Regions from separate parts of the Mus musculus genome. Here region 1 is linked to region 2. Evidence: chromatin loops called from intact Hi-C (ENCODE). Cell type or tissue: left cerebral cortex. All regions are shown on one strand. Links, peaks and the distances in the headings refer to the core of each region. The heading gives the core; the rest is flanking DNA.

What was found. A loop is a pair of places that touch in the nucleus more often than their neighbours do. Peaks named below come from ENCODE experiments on the same cell type or tissue, not always from the same donor. Only the 100,000 strongest peaks of a DNase experiment are listed, where the experiment ranks them.
Region 1: it touches region 2 in a loop (5-fold over the local background); 18 of 42 quality-filtered maps call a loop at or near these places.

The regions. Positions count from the first base shown.
Region 1 is chr13:96,589,189-96,599,861 of GRCm38, forward strand. Cert1 (ceramide transporter 1) reads left to right here. Exons shown (of 18, transcript NM_023420.2): 4 at 9,017-9,124; 5 at 10,202-10,340. Among named protein-coding and RNA genes, the nearest start is that of Gm46436, 22 kb to the left of the region's middle. In left cerebral cortex, for the core only: a CTCF peak has its summit at 4,665 (motif pointing left); a DNase peak (open chromatin) is centred at 4,626; H3K27ac peaks cover 733 bases.
Region 2 is chr13:96,024,668-96,035,340 of GRCm38, forward strand. It overlaps Sv2c (synaptic vesicle glycoprotein 2c), which reads right to left. Exons shown (of 13, transcript NM_029210.1): 4 at 5,816-5,967. Among named protein-coding and RNA genes, the nearest start is that of Sv2c, 100 kb to the right of the region's middle. In left cerebral cortex, for the core only: a CTCF peak has its summit at 6,174 (motif pointing right); a DNase peak (open chromatin) is centred at 6,177.

The DNA.
Region 1 (10,673 bases), core at 1,237-9,236, 560 kb after region 2:
TGGGCCTCCAAAGCAAATTGCTCGAAGCAATACAATCTTCCACACTTCTACCTGGCTTGTCCGTCCATTAAGTCCTGCCTGCAGCATTCAGCTGCTTTCCTTCCTTCCTAATTTAATTTTATTTTTTTAACATATTCACTTTATATCCCACACATTGCACCCTTCCCAGGGCAACACACACACACACACACACAGTTCTTCCCCCATGTCCCTCTGCCCTTCTCTTTTAAGTGGATGGTGGCGCCCCTGGGTATCCCCGCTACCCTGGTACTTCAAGTCTGTGCAAGGATAGGGAAATTTCTCTCCCACTGAGGCCAGACAAGGCAGCCCAGCTAGTAGAGCATATCCCACAGACAGGCAACAACTTTAGGAATAGCTTCTGCACCAGTTGTTTGAGACCCACATGAAGGTCAAGCTGTATATCTGCTACAGATGAGCAGGGAGGCCTAGGTCCAGCCCCTGTATCTTCTTTTGTTGGTGGTTCAGACTCTAAGAGCCCCAAGGGTCCTGGTTGACTTTGTTGGTCTTCCTGTGGAGTTCCTAATCCCGTTGGGGCCTGCAATCCTTCTTCCTATTCTTCCATAAGAGTCCCCAAGCTCCATCCACTGTTTAGCTGTGGGTATCTTGTATCTGTCTGAGTCAGCTGCTGGGTGGAGCCTCTCATAGGGCAACCATGCTCCTGCCTGCAAGCATAACAGTATCATTAATAGTGCTAGGGATTGGTACTTGCCCATGAGATGGGTCTCAAGTTGGGCCAGTTTTGGTTAGGCTCAGTCTCTGCACCATCCCCGGTCCCTGCATTTCTTGTAGACAGGATAAATTTTAGGTTGAAAGTTTTGTGGGTGGGTTGGTATCTCTATTGCTTCTCTGGGGTTTCTGCCTATTAGTTGCTTTTCTAATCCAAAGTCCCAAATTCCACATTCCACCAACAGCGTGGTCAGGCAGGCCAGTTACTGCAGTGAGCTACTCCCTGCTACCAACTATGTTTTAATTACTGTTTTGTTGCTATGAAGAGATGCCATGACCAAGTCAACTTATAAAAGAAAGCATTTATTTGAAGGCTTGCTTACAGTTTCAGAGGGTTAGCTCATGATCATCGTGGTAGAGAGACCTTGCAGCAGGCAGGCATGGTGACTGGAGTAGAAACGGAGTTTACACCTTGATCCACGTACAGTAGGCAGAGATCTCCAGACTGAGCCTAGAATGTGTTTTGGAAACTTCAAAGCCCATCCCTTGCGGCTACCTTCTCCCAAAAGCCCACACGTCCTGATTCTTCCTTTAAAAGCCCACCAATTAGGGACCAAACATTCAAAATTATGAGCCTATGGGGGCCACTCTCATTTAAGCCACCACAATTCCCAAGTTAATATAGGAAATTTGATCATTGAAAGAAAGGAAAGAAGGAAGGACATGGGGCTGGAGAGAGATGGCTCAAAAGTACTTGCTGCTCTTCCAGAGCATTTATGTTTGGCTCCCAGCACCTACATCTGAGACAGTTCAGAACTGCTTATAACTCCAGCTTCTGAGGATCCAGCACCTTCTGGCCTCCACAGTTACCTGAACATACAAGGTGTTAACACACAGATGGACACATCCACAAAAGTGAAAAATACTTTAAAAGGTGAAAGAAGATACAAATGGCAACTTGTGGTCTAATTTGCATAATTTAATATTGCTATTATTTCTGGTCTATCTAAAATGTGCTGTGTATCTAATACAGTGCCTTCATATTCCTAATGACATTTCTGTGCAGAAATAGAAAATCTACCCAATGTTTATTTGTAGCCTGAAGAGACTTCATTACCAAAACAATCTTTAAAATCATGCTTATCCAAAACCATATAATTAATTACTTAACATGGATGAGAATCTAGCTGGTGTGTCTGGCCATGAGCTACATGTACTTGAAGATAGCTATGAATGTGGCCCAACACCAAATAGTAAACTTACTTCAAACACATTCTGAGATTTCTTTTGTGGCTTTGTCTTTAACTCATAAGTGGTACCTTTGTAGATGACTGACAGTATCATGATGTCAAAAAGTTGGGCACTGTCTTAGGGTTTTACTGCTGTGATCAGACACCATGACCAAGGTAACTCTTATAAGGACATTTAATTGGGGCTGGTTTACAGGTTCAGAGGTTCAATCCATTATCATCAAGGCAGGCATGGTACAGGAGCTGCCGAGAGTTCTACATCCTCATCTGAAGGCTGCTAGGAGAATACTGGCTTCCAGGCAGCTAGGATGATGGTCTTAAAGCCCACACCCACAGTGACACACCTACTCCAACAGGGCCACACCTTCTAATAGGGCCATTCCCTGGGCTGAGCATATACAAACCATCACAGGCATCCAGGAAGGAAATACCTAAGGTCATCATGAAAACTTGGCAAAATGTTCACAGCATTCATCCTGGCAGTCACTTATTAGGTGTAACTCTACTTTTCAGGCAGTAAAAGAAACAGACAAATTCAACATTATGAAGATTGGCAGGTTTGCTGCATTAAAACACTTCATAGAGCAAAAAAGAACTTGTAGTTGGGAAAATGTTTTCATTTTCTAATAATACCCATTTTATACAGAGAATTTCTAAGACCTAACTACAATATTAAAAACAGTTCAGCAATGGACAAAGGACTTAATGATGATTTTAAGTAGTCTTGAAGGTCAGTGTGTAAGGAGACAAGCTTAGAGCCACAGTTGTAGTTACCACAGTTGAAAGGAGGGAGAAATGCTGTGCTGCTGGTTAACGCATACGGAGTTTCCGTTTCACACGATGAAGTGTCTGGAGTTTGTTGGTACAACAATGTGTGTGTGTGTGTGTGTGTGTATTGAATTGTGCACTTAAAAACATTCATCTTGATTCATATTTCAAAACAGGAATAAACCCACAAACACATGCTAGAGCAAAAGACTTATTTTATTGTATTACTGATATAAAATATTTAAGAGTAAATGAAAAGAGGTTAACATTCTATGCAGTTGTGTATCTGCTGTTAACAAGACCCTATTTAAGTACTGTGGGAAAGGTCAGATGGGAAATGCTGAGATCAACACTATGTAACAAGAAATAAAAGAAATAGATTGCTATTCTTCAGCCTGAGTACACAGGGGAGAAATTGTAGGAGGACAAAATCAAAGTGGTTAGAAACCTGTGCATCAGTCTGTCTCCCAGTCCCCTCGATGAGGATTTTTTTATTCTACCTGTGTAGAGCTTATGGATGGATGAGATACTCAAGGTGGACAAAAAATACTGGTCTTTAAGAGCTTTCGTTTCCTTCATTGACTTGACAGTAGCAATTTGTGACAGTACGTAAGTATGAAGCAGCAGCAGCAGGAGACCCTTGGGATTCTGAACTCTGTGCAGGCCTTGGGTATCAGAATCAGGGTATTACAGCACTTAGCTTGAGATCTGAGGGTCAGGGCCTGCACGGGCTTTTCTTTGTCCTTAGAGTATTTTACCAGCTCTGACTCTCCCTTACCCCTTCCCTTTTGTCTTTCCCTCATTGCCTCAACCCTTTCATTTCCTATTCTTTTCCTGCCCAGTTGCACCTCAGCTGTTGAACTGGTCCCTTGTCAGTCTGCCAGGACTTCCAATACTTTCCAAGCCTTTGTCTAAGAGTCTGGAGTCCATCACCAGGATACCTGGAGGAAATGTTAGAGATGGGCACATGAATCTGGAATTGAATCCCAGATCCTTTTCTAAGCAGTGTTGTGACTCTGAACACAGTGTATAAAGTCCAGTCATACAGTGAGGATAGCAAAGGAGTTAGGAACAACACTCACTGTCCAAAGGAGCCCTACCTCTTTGCCTTTACTGTTGCTTTTCCCATTGTATGATTTTCAGTGATGCTTTCTGGAGTAAATGTGTTAAAACATACTATTTAAAAAGATGTTTGGAGTTTTTTAATTATGTGAGGGTGGGGTATGGCATGTTAGTGCGGTGTCACTGAAAGCCAGAATAAGGTGTTTAGTTCCTGAAGTTGGAGTTAGGATGGTTGTTGACTACTGAAGCATCTGTCCAGCCACTCATATCCATTCTCTCTTAAGATACAGCATCTTGCTTCCTATAAGGTTTGTCTTCTTATAACATGGGTCCCAGACTGATGGATGTTGCAGTTCAGCTGCTTGGGCTTTTTAGAATTTCCATTTCAGAAAAAGTCCTATATTTTGATGTTAATATTTTTGTATTTTCTCTTTTCCCTTAATTTAAATCATGACTAGGTAATTTTTGACACCATATGGAAATGTTTGCCTTTTTCTTTGCTGTATTGCTTGATAGTGATCATTAATAGGAAAAATTATTTAAAGAAAATGCTTTACAATTTTAAATTCAATATTTAGTATATTTATATGCCACTTTTAGGGCTTAGATGATTTAATGATGCAAAATGATAGTTAAATTTATCTTCCATATAGTTAAACTATCAAACTGGCCTAGTAACTTTAAGATAAGTAAGTTTGTAGACAGTTCTACTATTTTATTAAGTTCATAGCTTTGAACTGTGTGATTTAATTATAATATTCTGAAATCTAAAAATCCCAAGCACATAGGATAAAGGAATTAGTCTAAAGGTTAAGATAGTTCTTTGACCAGTAGTAACCCCTGTCAGCTTTCCAGGCATACAATCTGAGTAGTATGCTAATGGCTCCCTCTACTGGACAGAAGAGCAGTTTCAGTTTGTTTGTTTTTTTAATTTTTTTGTTTGGAGGTTTTCGTTTTTGATTTGTTTTTGTCATTGTTTTTCTGTTTTCTTTTTGTAAGGATTGAATGTTTAAATATAATGTAGGCATAATCTCATTACTGTGATATTTAGAGAGAAACCATGTCTTATATATGATATTTGTAACTTGTAATGTATCCCTAGCCAGCTGTCATTTTAAACTCTGGCAAAGTTGAGAAAGAAGAGGTTTGTGTTGCAGGACAGTGAAAGGGGGACTTTTTTTTTTTTAACTGATTCACTTTACATTCCATTCACTGCCTGCCTCCTTGGCACCCCTTCCAACAATACTCACCCCCTTTCCCTTTTCCGAGCAGATAGGGCCCCCTAAGGATCACCCTACCCTGACACATCAAGTGTCTGCAAGGCTAGGCGCGTCCTCTCCCACTGAGGCCAGACAAGGCAGCCCAGCTCAAAGAACGTATCCCACAGACAGGCAACAGCTTTAGGGATAGCCTCTGCTCCAGTTGTTCAAGATCCACCCAAAGTCCAAGCTGCACATCTGCTACATATATGTGGGAGGCCTAGGTCCAGCCCATGTATGCTCTTTGGTTGGTGATTCAAACTCTGAGAGCCCCAAGGGTCCAGGTTAGTTGACTCTGTTGGGCTCCTGTGGAGTCCTGTCCCCTTTGGTCTGCCATCCTTCCCCTGCTCTTCCGTAAGAGATCCCAAGCTCCATCCACTGTTGGCTGTGGGTCTCTGCATCTGTCCAAGTCAGCCGCTGTGTGGAGCCTCTCAGAGCAGCCATGCTAGGCTCCTGCCTGCAGGCATAACAGTATCATTAATAGTGTTAGGGAGTGGTGCTTGCCCATGGGATGGGTCTTAAGTTGGGCTGGTTATTGGTTGGCCAGTCCCTCAGTCTCTGCTCATCCCCTGTGCCTATATTTCTTGTAGACAGGATAAATTTTGGGTTGAAATTTTTGTGGGTAGGTTGGTGTCTGTATTGCTCCACTGGGGTTCCTGCAAGGCTGCAGGAGGTAACCTCTTCAGGTTCCATAGCCCCAATGAGAGGGGGACTCTTTTTTTTTTCCTTTGTATTGAGTCTTTGTGAATTTCACACCATGTCCCCCAATTGCTCTCATCTCCCGGTCCCTCCATGTCCACCCTCTGCCTTGCAGCCTCCCCTGAAAGGGCTGGGAGGTGTCCTAAAGCAAATATTGGGAAAGGAAAGGAAAGGAAAGGAAAGGAAAGGAAAGGAAAGGCCTCCCTTTTGTAACTGGTTATATCTGGGTAGAACTGGGGATTTTCACAATACTCATAGGTAGGTGATTAAAGGTTGTGAGTTCAGCTTCTTTCCTGTGGGAGAATGAGAGAGATGGAAAGACCAGCATTCCTTTCAAGGATTAGCCCTAAAGCAGCACCAGTGAGCGGAACACTGTGTTGTTATAGTGACTGTAATTTCTCCCCATTTTCTTCTACCTCTACCATACTCTTCCCTCAAAAAAAAAAGCAGATATTTCAAATTCAAATTAATGTTGCTTTGATTGTTGTACGCAAAATTACTATTCATTTAGAATTTTTACTTGTCTAACAAAGGTTTTCTTTTCATATTGGCATCTTTGGTAGATTTGACTTGAAAGAAATAGAAAATCAATTTAGAGCACTATGTTTATGTATTAAAGTGGCTGTCTAGCTATTCCTTTAATATGTGACTGTTCTTGATATTTTATTCTACAGCTCTCATTTTTGTTAAAACTATTGCAATTAACAGATCTAGAACAACAAATCTTCATTATTTATATTGAGTAACAATGAAATTAGGATTTGTTCGTTTACTAGACTGATTTTCATAATTTATCATGGAATTTATTTTAGGGAAGTTATTAAAGACAAATACTCTAATCATAATGAACATCCATGTGTTATTCATGATTTAACATATATTACACCAGTATTGTAGTAGAATCTGGTTTTATCATGTCCTTGTCATAAGATGGTATTGCCTGTTTTAAGATACTGGAGCTTGGAGAAAGAGAAGCTCTAGAAGCTGTAGTGTGAGAAACCTTTAGTAAAGCTTTTCCTTGTTTGATAACAAGGCCTTCAAAAGCCTCACTACCATTTACTTCTCTGCCCGAGACTTCTGGGTGTGAGCAAAAACCGAGAAGAGTGGATTCATTTGCATTTCAAGGCCACATTGTTGAATTTTGAATATTTTTAAAATGTCTATAATTTGTATCTTTAAAATTGGACTGTAAATTGTAGAGAGCTGTTTTATTTAATTTCTGCTTAGAAATGACTCTCATAGATATCTGCGATACTTAATTTCTGAAAGTCTTTAGATTTTGTTGTCTGTTAACAGATTTTCTTATTTCTAATTTCAGTCTTCGGCAATTACCAAACCCATTCTAGTAAAATGTAGAAATACTAAACTTACAAGTTAGTATTCTTGTGAAAACAGAAGAAAAAACTCAAACAGCCTTAAGGGCAAGTGGAACACCTACCTGTAGGATTTATATTCTACCAGTGGATATCATTAAGAGATAAGAAGCCTTACTCTGTCAGCTCCATGATTGCTGTAATTACAGGTTCCTTTTGGTGTGATCCTGTGATACTCAAATGGACTTACAGGCTTATTTATATTCTCTAATTTTTTACTGATTTTAGTTTATTTGCAGTTTGCATTTTGATAAACACCCTTAAATTTTTCTTGTACCTTTTTATAGTCCTCACTTATGTATACTGTCACATATGTTATACTCTGTACCCTGACATCCCCTCTCATCGTAGTTTTGCTGTCTGTACATGTGTGTGTTTGTGTTGTTGCTGTTTTATAGCAAGACCCTGTCTCAGTGAAAAGGAGGGATACAGAAGGTAGAGGAAACAGGGAGCGAAAGGGAGGGAAAAGAAACTTAGTGATTACGATACATAATCTAGCTTTTGTTTCTTTGCTTTTAGTATTAGTGTTTGAAAAGGCTATATGATTTTCCTCGGTTCAAATAAAGTACAGTAATTTAAATACAAATACTTGTTTAAAGCCATAATAGGTATAATGTGATATTCTATTGTTTAAAACCATAATAGGTATAATGTGATATTCTACCAAAAGATACAATACAGAGTCTTGGATTTCTACAACAAAAATATTTGATTTGCTGTAATTTATTTTATTATTAGTTTTATTTATCCTATTTTATGGGTATTTACCTGCATATAATTATATGCACCACTTGCATGCCTAGTGGCCATGGAGACCAGAAGAGGGAATTGGATCCCCTAAGACTGAAGTTACAAAGGGTTTTAAGGTGCCATGTGAGTGCTGAGAATCAAACCCTGGGTCCTCTGCAAAAGCAACAAATGCTCTTAACCACTGAGCCAACTCTCCAGACCTGAGTCCTGTAATCAGATCCAAAAGCTTTGGCTTCAGGAACTTGGAAACTTTTCCATAGATGATTGCTTTGATGATATTACTAGCATTTGGTTGAGAATAGCATGTAAAATGGATGTTATGACAGGTATCCAGCTCATTAAAAAGAAAACAAATTTATTATGACAATGCTGGATCTATGCACAAACACCCAGGAGTCCAAGTTACCTTCTATGACTAGCAAAGATGAACTCTTCTTTGTGTCATGAGCTTTCAAGGTAACTAAAGAAGGGAACATTTACAGTTGGCTTTCAGAAAGATTTAAGTCAAGTAGCAATTTTTAAATATAAGCTATTAAAATTTTATGCTAAATCTACAATTACAATAAGCATTGTTGAAATACAGAGAGACAAGGGCTCGAGAGCTCATCAGGTAAGAGCACAGTCTGCCCTTCCAGAGGACCTGAGGTCACTCCAACACCCATCCGCAACACACACCCCAGCTACACACACACACACTTAAAAAATAATGCAAAATCTTTTTAGGAAGAAAATACAGATAAACTGGGATTATAGGTCAAGTTTCAGTGTAGCATTATATTTAAGCTTCAATGACTGTAGAGGGAGATCACTGACTTTCCTCTAAAGAACAAAAGTACATTTACAGTATTCCTCCTACAGCTCTGACATTTTCATCTTCATTGAAGCCCTTCCCCAGTTTCTGCTCAGCACCATTCTGTTTCCTTGTGAGTTTGACCACTATTGATCCTATTGTTAAATAACTTGTTTAGCTTGTTAGTGCAAACATGAAGCATTCTAAATTACTGTGTCAACAGAGACTTGAAAGGCAATTTTTGCATCAGTGGGTTGGCTATTTCTTATATAAATCCAAATTGGTAATTGCTGTTATAATAACCTTACTGATTTTTTTCACCCTCTTAAATATTTCTATTTAATATTTTTAATGTAGACTTTACTTTTACTTTTTTAGACTGAATCGGGATATGGATCTGAGTCCAGCTTGCGTAGACATGGCTCAATGGTGTCACTGGTGTCTGGAGCGAGTGGCTATTCTGCTACGTCCACCTCTTCTTTCAAGGTTTGTGATCACAGTGCTTTAAGGAGATGTCATGTGAGGATTGTGAGGATTGGACACTGTGAGCACACTGATGGCTTTTATTTTTGTTTGTGTGTGCGTGTCTTTATGGCTTTGTGTGTGTGTCCCTGCACACACATGCATCCGGATACACGTCTGCATGCATATTGCAGAGAACAATTAGTAGGAATCAGTCCTCTCCTTTCACCATTTGGTCCCAGGAGTTAACCTCCAGTTGTCGGGCTTGGCAGTAAGCATTTTGATCCTCTGAGCCATCTATCCAGTCCTTGATAGGTTTTTTTAGGTTTGTTTTTTAGAAGAACTTTTCTATAATGTAATTTATTTGAAGTTGTTATAAAATAAGGGATGAAATCATGGTGCATACAAATAGAAAATGAACACGTTAGATTTACCTTCATTCATTAATGACGTAAGACATGACTTTACAGCTTGGTTCAAAGGAGAATCTGGAGAAGATTAAAATGATTTGCTGATGTAGAACTGACCAGCATCCACAGATTAATAATCAATGCCTTAAGAATTTGGCTCGGTGGCAGAGCACTTGGCTAGCTTGCAAACGTCCCGGGGTTAACCACCGCACTGCAAAAGTAATCAATGCTTCTGCACCTAGCACAGCTTGTTTGCATCTCTTGAGACAAAAGTCACATAACACTATTGATTTCCTATTCAAAGGCTTGTTAGATAACTCATATACAATGGCAAGGACAGACTTAGGTGGTCTGACTTCATCTTCTCCTCAGGGTTTCCCTGTCAACACTCGTCAATACTACTAAATTACATCCAGTAATAATGAATTTGTCCATTTCAAGGTCTGTCTATGTCTCTCCACAGTGTTTTAGCAGATTATCAGGCAGTATTCCTTTCCTATTATTTATGGGTTTGTCAGTTTCAAAGCCCTCTTCAAGCCTGTTCCTAGGAGCAGTACCTTGAACTTTATAGCCCTAGTTATCCCATTCCCTCCATGCATGGGCGTCAGCCTAAAAGGTGAGCAGACGTCACAGGGCCAACAGCCCGGATTCGGTTAACTTTACTCATACACCCGCTCTTTGTGCTTTGCAGAAAGGCCACAGTTTACGTGAGAAACTGGCTGAAATGGAGACATTTCGGGACATCCTGTGCCGGCAGGTTGATACTCTCCAGAAGTACTTTGATGTCTGTGCTGACGCTGTCTCCAAGGATGAGCTTCAGAGGGATAAAGGTTAATTCAGCTCTTACCACTATTCTTACTTAGAGAATGAGTAGATCTAAAGCCTCTAAATCTTAATGAGTAATGTCTTTAAGTCATAAAGGTAATTATAAGGACTTTTGTCAGAAACTACTAGTATAACGGATTTCAGTGTCCATGTGACTTGAGTACTTTAGTAACATACTAATTCATTTCTCACTATCCATACCAGATGCCATTTAAATGGCACTCTATTGTTGCAAGTAAAAACTTGGTAATATTGAGCACCTCACGTTATTTCTAAATAATTTACCCCAGGAGGTCTGTTAGAAGATCATCCAGATGTTAAATCAGTCATGTGATTAA
Region 2 (10,673 bases), core at 1,216-9,215:
AAGCTCCCGTTTGTCACCATGTGGGCCACAGGTGCTGGCAAGAATCAACCCAGGGCTGGGGAGATGGCGTAGTGAGTATAAAGTGCTTGCTGTTGGTCCTGGAGTTTGATTCTCAGAATTCACATGGTAGAAAGAGAGAAGCTATATGTGCATAATGGACAATATCAACAAAAGCATAATACAACAAATCTAGATAGTTATGGCAATACAACTTCTGAAGCAGAGGAAAACCTGGCCTGTCCCTTTATGTGCTGGTAGCAGTTTCCACTGGGTCAGGTTCTGCGAGGAGGTGCCCAGGAGAGCTATACCCTTAGTTATGGCTGTTATGGGCACCTAGTGCTTGAGGCCAGGAGTGCTCCCTGGCTTTGCTGTCTCCTCCCTTACCCCTCGTTCTAGTGACAATGCTTCAGCTATCAGGAGTGAATCGGGCATCCCAGCAGCTCCTGCATGCAGGTGGAGAGCAGGGGAGATGCTGGAGAAGGGCAAAGCCTGCTGCTGTTCTGGGTCTTGAGACTTAGTTTGCTGGGAAGGAAGGGTGAAGGGAGGAGGGAGACGAGGCAAGGGGGAGCGAAGAGATGGAGAGTAAGGCAGGGCTTCACTGTGTAGCCTTGCCCTGCTGAAATGCACTATGTAGCCCTGCTCAGTGCTAGGATTACAGGTGAGTGATTTTTATACTGGAAATCTTCAGGTATTACCAACTACCTGGCTCTGGATAAAGCTTTAACTTTACCAAAGACTGAATGAGCGGAGAAAAGTGCCGTCATCATCCGATGCTGGTTCAAAGCCTAGGCTGGTCCTGTTATCTAGCCTTACCTCCCACCACCATTAGCACTCATGTCTTAACTTACCAGGCCATGAAGCCATCAAAACCCTCTTTCTGCTGCTCAAGAATTCTTTCAGAAGCCCTGGGGCAAACTTAAGATGTGTTTTGCCTCAGAGGCTTGTGTGGCACCATGGCCTGTATCTCAGTTGCTTCTGGCTCAGGATCCCCAATGATGCTCGTGCCCTGGAGGCAGAAGAGAAGCATCTGGACTCAGGGTTGCCAAGAGAGCCGTGTGTGTGTATGTGTGTGTGTGTGTGTGTGTGTGTGTGTGTGTGTGTGTGTGCATTTACCAGCTGAAACATATTTGCAACATAGAGGTTGATCATCCATCCACGCTTTCCTTCCAGACCAAATCCTACTGTTGGCTTGAGAAAAGCAACACCTAACTTCAAGCCATGACACCATGCTCTCAAATTCCCTCTTACACAGCCCTACATGGATAGAGCTCATCGATGAGAGAGGATGGAGTGATGGAAGAGGAACAGCCACCCGCTCGTGTTTCTATGGGCTTCAGAGTCTTTCAGACAAAGCAGGCTTTCCATTGAGAGTATAAAGCTTGCCCCTATACATTTCGTTCTTTGTCTATTTAAAAAAATCTTTGCATTTATTCCTTTATTTAATGGTGTGTGTGTGTGTGTGTGTGTGTGTGTGTGTGTGTGTGTGTGTGTCTGGGTGCACCTTGGTGCCCACGATGAGTTCAGAGAACAGCTTTGTGGAGTCAGTTTTTTTCCTTCCACTATGGGGATTCCAGGGATCTAACTCAGGTCTCGACAAGAGGTTTTACAGGATTAGCCACATTGCACAATACAAAGGTAGGTTGTAAAAATCAACTATATATAATTTGTATTTTTGTTGTTGTTGTTGTTCATACTTTACGCTGGAAAGGGTAAGAATAAAAAAAAATGCTGAGTCCTCACCCTAGGGGATCCAATTTGATTGTGGGGGAGTAGAAAACGTTTACGAAAAGGTGTGATTTCCATAGAACAATGTGCACATGGCTAAGTCATTCTGTGAGGGACGCCCCCAAGAAAGCTGTTGTGATGGCAACCTCACCTGCAGACACCTAGGCGTAGGAACTTTTGATTCCTTCCTCTTAGACTAGGTTTGGTTTTGTAGCCCTGGCTGTCCTGGACCTTACTCTGTAGACAGAGATCTGCCTGCCTCTTCCTCCCAAGCGCTGGGGTTAAAAGAGTTCACGTGCTAAAAGATCCTGACAGAATGTAAAAGGACACAGAAGCCCTGAAATTGGCAAGGTAGATGTCACTGTTAGCAGAACTAGCTTCACTGATTTAGAAAAATAGAGGTGCACAATGCTCTGGCCACTCCTTGAACCTGTGTGTCTGCCAATGTTTTGACCATTCCCTGACCCATGTGTGTGCCCACTGATGAAGCCCATTGCCAGGTGTTTGTGATATTGGTTGCTGAGAAAGAGTCAGAAAATCTCCCCAACAACCACAGCCTGGCCAATCCTGAGTTGCTACACCTGCACCAGACTCTTTCCTTGTACCCCTCCTATACCCATTTCTTGAGAATACACATTGTTTAGATCTGGAAATCCCCTACTTCCCCTCTTCTCCTTCCCCCCTGAGGGCCTATAAAAACTGGGACCTCTTTCCCCTTGAGGTCGACTCCTCTACCCCTGCGTGGGATATGAGTCGTCCCCAGAGCTCTGGCTTTCTCCGAATAAAGCCTCATGTGGTTTACATCAAGCTTGGTCTATCGTGAGTTCTTGGGTGTCCTCTATTGTCCTGAGGCCTGAGCGAGGGGCTCCTCTTGGAGTCTTTCAGTGCCACTACAGCCTTTGAAAAAGCAAACAAAGCTCTTCAAAGCCAACAGTGAATCTAGCAAGGGTGTATTAAAAAAATTAAAAAATCCCCCACCCCACCCTGTTGGCTCCACTTGGCAGACAGGACTTGGTTGTGATGATTTGCTGTTAGTTCTACACTTATGGTCATGGAAAGACTTCCAGAAATTTGGGCCCTAAGACTTTACCATCCCAACGCTGACTTTACTCTCTAGGCCATTGTTTTCAAGGTTCTACCCACATCACAATTAAAGCCAACCGCAGACATCTCATTCTGTTAAATTCTCACCTTTCACAATGTGATTTGTGACATGCCAGCTAGAGATGGATTGATTCATTTTGATAGATGAATTAGTTTGCTCTGTTTGATATTAAAACGAAAGAGCTTACGTGTGCTTATCCCTGGGGGTCAGCCACTGGCAAAGGCTGGCAAAGAAAAAAAGTGTGCAGGCCGTGCATAGGTACAGGAAGGGAAGGGTTAGGGAGAGTCACAGGGGCTGGATCCCTAGCAGGAAAGGAAAAGCCAGAAGCTAATCTAAGAGGGTTAGCATGGCCTGGAGATGAGAGCTGAGTGATATGGAGGGAGGGGAGGGACCAGGAGAGAATCTACAAGCAGCCAAGGAGCTCCAGAGAGAGCAGGCTTTAGTCAAGGAGTGGAGGTGTCATGAGCAGGCGAGACAATGGAAAAGGCCGTCTTAGAGAGGGCTAAGTAGGGGTAGGGAGAAAAAGAGAGAAACAGCAGAGTGAATAGGGAGCAGAGACAGAGAGGCAGAGACACAGAGAGAGTTATCTCCCTCTTACCCATGCAAAAATATTGAATGGAGCTACAGTTTTGCCCACTCAGATGGTACCTTTTAAAAAAAGGATTTATTATTATTATTTTTAATTATGTGTATGTGTTTGTTTGTGGAGGGATATGTGCACATGAGTACCACCAGTGCCCATAGAGGCCAGAGATGTTGGGTACCCCTGGAGCCAGAGTTACAAGTAGCTGTGAACTGTCTGATGTGGGTGCTGGGAACTGAACTCAGGTCCTCTGCAAGAGCAATGCTTGCTTAGCCATGGAGCCATCTTGCTGGCCACAGCACCTCATTGCCACAAAGGCTGCCTGTGGGCCGGCCAGCAGTAGCTCTGGGAACAACAGTGAGTAGGGTTAGACTTTGCACAATGTTTGCATCTCCTTTTCTCCTCCTCTAGTTCCCACAGAGTAACATCTCAAGTGTCTTTCTTTTTGTTGGTCTGAGTTGAGAGGTGGAAGCGCCTGGACTCAATGCTGCTCTTACAACCGGAGGTCCTGAGGGCGCCTGAGGTCCTGAGGTCAGCTGTAATCTAAAGACGAAAAGCTCACCACTTGGGCTAACACATCCTTCACAACTTCAGCACTCAGCAAAGGGAAGCTCTCTACAGACCAAGACCATTCATGTCTCGATTTTGTGTTCTTGTTAAATATAATTTTGACATTTACATAACCTTTTAGGCTTATCAAAGGAAAGAGTGAGACATCTCAAGTTCTGTACTCAATGCAGTGAAACAAAGGATAGCGTCTCAGAATACCCACCTGCATGTCTGACGAGACCCTCACAAAATTATGCTTTATCGAGAAAATAAGGAAGGGGTTTTTAAAAACCGAGTTTGTTTCCGTTGATCATATTTTTGGAAAGAACCAAGAGTGGACCATATGTTGTGTTGGTTTTGTTTGTTGGTTTTCAATGCTGGAGTTTGGATCCAGGGCCTTCCTCGTACAAGCCAGACAAACACTCTGCCACTGAGCTACATCCCTTGTAATTTTAATTTATACAGTATTTCTACTTTTCAAATGTCAGCCTATTCACACGCATGCGTGCATACACGTGCGCATGCGCACACATACGGGAGAGGGAAAGGGGCGGGGGAGGGGGAGGGGGGGTGTTGGTTTCCTTTCCTCTTCCTTGCACATTGACTTGGATCCCTGGTTTCCCCTGACTCCTGCACCTCAGTGTTTATAAATGTAACAATGTGAAACTTGCATTTTCTGAGACTGTCATGGCCTCTACTGCTCACAGAAGCAGGAACAGCGAATGCTGAGGAGAAACTGAGCCTCTGGGGAGTCCGGCTAGGTAGTGTTGCTTATGTGTTGTAGATCACTATCTGTGAGCCAGGACTCTTGCTCCTGCCCCCAAACCAGGCACCCTGTGTATCTGAAAGGTGTGACGGCTCAAGAGTGATGGGAAGTCACCTCTCTATAACACAACATCTGTCATCTGCAGGTGGCAGATGGTGTAGTCTCTCTGGATAATACCCTGTGGAGGGTCTGCGTCCCCCCCTGAATGTTGTGGGAATCAACCTCAGATCAGCTCCATAGCTACAGCGAGTAAATGAGTGAGAGCTTCACACACCAAAATATTAACATTGAATATAATCTGTGGTTCTTAATAGCAAATACAGGCGAGACTTCATCCTCAGCTCACGACATGGAGCTCCACATCCTAGGAAATTATCTAGGTGATAGGAATGTCTTTGTACAGATGACATAAGTTTTGATTGGTTCCTGGGTAGAGCTGGTCACCGGAAAGGCATACCGCAATTACGCACACCGTTCTCTGGCTAAAGACTGGGTTAGTAACAGATCATGCCCATGAACTATGAAGCTTCAGGCTGCGGAACTCGTGGAGTGCAGGGGGGCGGGGGGAGGATGGTGGTGCTGGAGAAGGCATGGAAGCTCTTCCCCTCCCCACATGTCTTCATCCGCACCTTACCTGTACCATCTGTGACATCCTTGATAATAAACTGGAATTTAAGGTATCCCCGAGATCTGTGAGCCATTCTAGAAACTGATTGGACCTGAGGAGGGGTGTGGGGGAAAGGTCAGGCTTCTAGCTGGTCAGTCACAGGAGGCAGGGACTTACATCTGGCATCTGAAGCCTTGGGTCAGTTGTGTAGGACTGAGTCAGACCTGTGGGACCTGACTCTGAATGTAGGCACACAGTGTCAGAGACGGGCTAGACCGAAGGAGTCCCAACTAAGGGAAAGGCGGTGATGGGGTGACCCGAAAGCACTGTGCAGGGATAGCACAGGAGTCTCACTGTCATCCATGTGCCCAAAGAACCACGTGACAGCCTTACTGTACACAAACCTTTCCACCTCCGGAGTGTTATGAAAGCCAGAGCTCAGAACAGAGAGGAAACAAATAGAGAGGGAAGTCACCTTACCGTAGTGGGGAATGATGGCCCAGGCCATGGCGGAGGCGTAGATGCCGCCAATCATCCAGAACATGCAGAGCCAACTGAGGTGCTCACCCCGCTTCTCCCGGGCCAGGACTTCAGCGAAGTAGGAGAACACAGTGGGAATGGCGCCTCCAATCCTGTCAAGAAGTGCAGAGGACACATGAGACTGCGCCTGGGACAGTGAAGGCGGGTGAGACAAATCTAGAGTAAACTCACAAAGCATATTCTCTCCCGTTCCTGGCATTGCAAGCAAGCGACCTGGTTTTTCTGTGTGTCTATGGTGAATTCAGACATTTGGCATTTGCCATACCCAAACTTGAGATTGCAATTAGGCCATGTGGGCAGCAGGTGGCAGTGGAACCCCACTCATGTGGTTTACAGCTTCGCTTGCAACTCAGACGTTGTTTATGCTCAGCGTTTGATAGTCTGCATGATATTTACCAAAAATTACAACAATCTGGTGGCTTCTAATACCTTAACTGACTCATTAAAACAGAGAAGCCCTGTGGTGTGTCTCACCCATGTGACTGATGGGAACTCTGGGCACAGCTGTAAACAGCTCTAGAGCGCTGTCCACCATCTTCAGTCCCTGTTGCTACCCCACAGCAGAGGGTCTTCCAGCTTGGTGGTGTGATGTGCTGGCAAACACAGAAATGACAGGCTCACCTCCTCGATTGGTTCTAGCTTTTATCCAGGAGGTAGGATGGCTCAATGAGTACAAGGTTAAGAGTCACTACTAAAACCAAATGAGCACAATATATTTCAGGTGGTCAGGGTAGTTGTTTCTACATATGATCTTTTGTTTCATTCCTCTGACTTAAAAAGATATTTTTAGTGTGTGTGTGTGTGTGTGTGTGTGTGTGTGTGTGTGTGTGTGTGTTTGTACATGTATATGGGTACCCATGCATGGAGACCAGAAGAGGGTGTCAGAGCTCCTCAGCTGGCAGGTGGTTTTGAATCACTCACTCAATATAGGTGCTTCGAGCTGAACTTGGATTCTCTAGAAGAGCGGTAAGCATTTCTAACCACTGAGCCGTATCTCCAGCCCCCTGGAAGGAGCCGCCGGCTGACTTGAAAATCTGTTGTGATTAGCGGGTAGACCACTCATGCAAGGGGCTCTCAAATGACAGGCTACACACTTAAAAGTTTTGTCTGCGCTAGTAGGCGAATCCTAGATTTCATCATAATTTCAAAAGTCTTGACCCTAAGTTTTGGGTCAATTGCTTCAGAAAACCATACTTATTTTCACTTCAAATTACTGTCTTCAACATATTGTTGAAGAAAGGTGTAAAAACGATATAACCAGGGTGTAGAGCCAGCACCTAGAGATCAGCCTCAAAGTATGTGCTCCTTCATTTATGGTACCACAAGGTAAATTGCTATTGGCATTTCAAATGATGTGATGTCAAAGAGTAAAACGTGCTGTCCATGCAACAACTAGTTTTTGTTGAGTCTTATATACAATAAAGGACTATTAGTCATACCTTCAGCTAATGCAATTTAAGGAAAGGTCATTTCATAGCAAATTGACCTGAACGAATGAACCACAGAATGCGTAATGCTCTGTGTAAACTAGGAGGTCAAAATTAGGCGCCATGTTAAGCATCTGAGCCCACTCACGATGATGCTGTGGTCATCCTCGAGTGGACACGACAGACAGTGCAGGGCAGCGTATTCAGTCTATGAGCCGTGAAATCAATTTCATAATCTATATAGCATCTTAGAAAATTTGTTGGAGATGAAAATATTTGATTGAAACTCAAGGAATAAGGAAAGGCATAAGTCCATTTTATAAAACCTTTGTTTCTATAAATATTTTTCGTATACATTATGTATTTGGTGTACATAACATATTATGTGTGTTATAAACATATATTCACAATGAGCCATAGAATGTCTTTCCTTCCTTCCTTCCTGCCTCCCTCCCTCCCTCCCTCCCTCCCTCCCTCCCTCCCTCCCTCCCTCCCTCCCTCCCTCCCTCCCTCCCTGAGTTTTTGATCTTAGCCATTCTGACTGGTGTGAAGTGGAATCTCAGGGTTGTTTTGATTTGTATTTCCCTGAAGACTAAGGATGTTGAACATTTCTATAGGTGCTTCTCAGCTACTTGGTATTCCTCAGTTGGGAACTCTTTGTTTACCTCTGTACCCCATTTTTTTCAAGTCAGGGTTTCTCTGTATAGCCCTGGCTGTCCTGAAACTCACTTTGTAGACCAGGCTGGCCTCAAACTCAGAAATCCGCCTGCCTCTGCCTCTCGAGTGCTGGGATTAAAGGTGTGCACCACCACGCCCAGCTCTGTACCCCATTTTTAATAGGGTTATTTGGTTCTCTGGAGTCTAACTTCTTGAGTTCTTTGTATATATTGGATATTAGCCCTGTATTGGATGTAGGATTGGTAAAGATCTTTTCCCAATCTGTTGGTTGCCTTTTTGTCCTATTGACAGTGCCCTTTGCCTTAAAGAAGATTTGCAATTTTATGAGGTCCCATTTGTCAATTCTTGATCTTAGAGCATAGGCTATTGGTGTTCAGTTCAGGAAAATTTCCCCTGAGTCTGTGTGCTAGAGGCTCTTCACCACTTTCTCTTCTACTATTTTCAGTGTATCTGGTTTGAGGTGGAGGTCTTTGATCTACTTGGACTTGAGCTTTGTACAAGGATATAAGAATGGATTGATTTGCATTCTTCTACATGCCAACAGCCAGTTGAGCCAGCACCACTTGTTGAAAATGCTGTCTTTTTTCCACTGGATGGTTTTAGCTTCTTTGTCAAAGATTAAGTGACCATAGGTGTGTGGGTTCATTTCAAGGTCTTCAATTCTATTCCATTGGTCTACCTGCCTGTCACTGTACCAATACCATTTTTTTTTTTAAATCACAATTGCTCTGTAGTACAGCTTGAGGTCAGGGATGGTGATTCTACCAGAAGTTGTTTTCTTGTTGAGAATAGTTTTGCTATCCTAGGTTTTTTATTCTTCCAAATGAATTTGCAAATTGCTCTTTATAATTCTGTGAAGAATTGAGTTGGAATTTTGATGGGGATTGCATTGAATCTGTAGATTGCTTTCAGCAAGATAGCCATTTTTACTATATTAATCCTGCCAATCCATGAGCATGGGAGATCTTTCCATCGTCTGAAATCTTCGATTTCTTTCTTCAGGGACTTGAAGTTCTTGTCATACAGATCTTTCACTTGTTTAGTTAAAGTCACACCAAGGTATTTTACATTTTTTGTGACTCTTGTGAAGGACGTTGTTTCCGTAATTTGTTCTCAATCTGTTTTTCCTTTGTGTTAAAGGAAGGGCACTGATTTTTTTTTGAGTTAGTTTTATATCCAGTTACTTCACTGAAGTTGTTTTTCAGGTTTAGGAGTTCTCTGGTGGAATTCTTGGGGTCACTTAATTATACTATTGTATCATCTCCAAATATTGATAGTTTGACTTCTTTCTTTCCTATTTGTATCCCCTTGATCTCCTTTTGTTGTCTAATTGTTCTGGCTAGAACTTCAAGTACTATACTGAATAGTTAGGGAGGCAGTGGGCAGTCTTGTCTAGACCCTGATTTTAGTGGAATTGCTTCAAGTTTTCTCCATTTAGCTTGATGTTGGCTACTCGTTTTCTCTAGATTGCTTTTACTATGTTTAGGTATGGGCCTTGAATTTCTGATCTTTCTGAGACTTTTATCATGAAGGAGTGTTGAATTTTGTCAAATGCTTTCTCAGCATCTAATGAGATGATCATATAGTAGTTTTTTTTTTTTTTTTTGTCTTTGAGTTTGTTTATATAGTGGATTACAATTGATGGCTTTTCATATATTGAAATGAAGCCTACTTGATCTAGATGGATGATCGTTTTGATGTGTTCTTGGAGTCAGTTTGAGAGAATTTTATTCAGTATTTTTGCATTGATATTCATAAAGGAAAATTGGTCTGAAGTTCTCTTTTCTTTGTTTGATCTTTGTGTGGTTTATGTATCAGAGTAATTGTGGCTTCATAGAACAAATTGGGAAGAATACCTTCTGTTTCTATTTTGTGGAATAGTTTGAGGAGAATTGGAATCAGGTCTTCTTTGAAGGTCTGATAGAACTTTGCACTAAACCCATCTAGTCCTCGGCTTTTTTGGCTGGGAGACTATTAATGACTGCTCCTATTTCTTTAGGGGAAATGGGACTGTTTAGACTGTTAATCTGATCCTGATTTAACTTTGGTACCTGGTATCTGTCTAGGAGATTGTCCATTTCATCCAGCTTTTCCAGTTTTGTTGAGTGTAGCCTTTTGTAGTAGGATCTGATGACTTTTTGGGGGATTTCCTTGGTTTCTGTTGTTATGTCACTTTTCTTTTTCTTTCTTTCTTTCTTTTTTTTTGTTTTGTTTTTCTTTTTGCTTTTTTCGAGACAGGGTTTCTCTGTGTAGACCTGGCTGTCCTAGAACTCACTTTGTAGACCAGACTGGCCTGTCAGAAATCTGCCTGCTTCTGCCTCCCGAGTACTGGGATTAAAGGCATGCGCCACCACCGCCCAGCATGTCTCCTTTTTCATTTATGATTTTGTTAATTAGGATACTGTCCCTGTGCCCTCTAGTTAGTCTGGCTAAGGGTTTATCTATTTTGTTGATTTTTCTCAAAGAACCAGATCCTGGTTTGGTTGATTCTTTGTATAGTTCTTTTTGTTTCCACTTGGTTGATTTCAGCCCTGAGTTTGATTATTTCCTGCCGTCTGCTCCTCTTGGGTGTATTTGCTTCCTTTTGTTCTAGAGCTTTTAGGTGTGCTGTCAAGCTGCTCATGTATGCTCTCTCCAGATTCTTTTTGAAGGCACTCAGAGCTATGAGTTTCCCTCTTAGAAATGCTTTCATA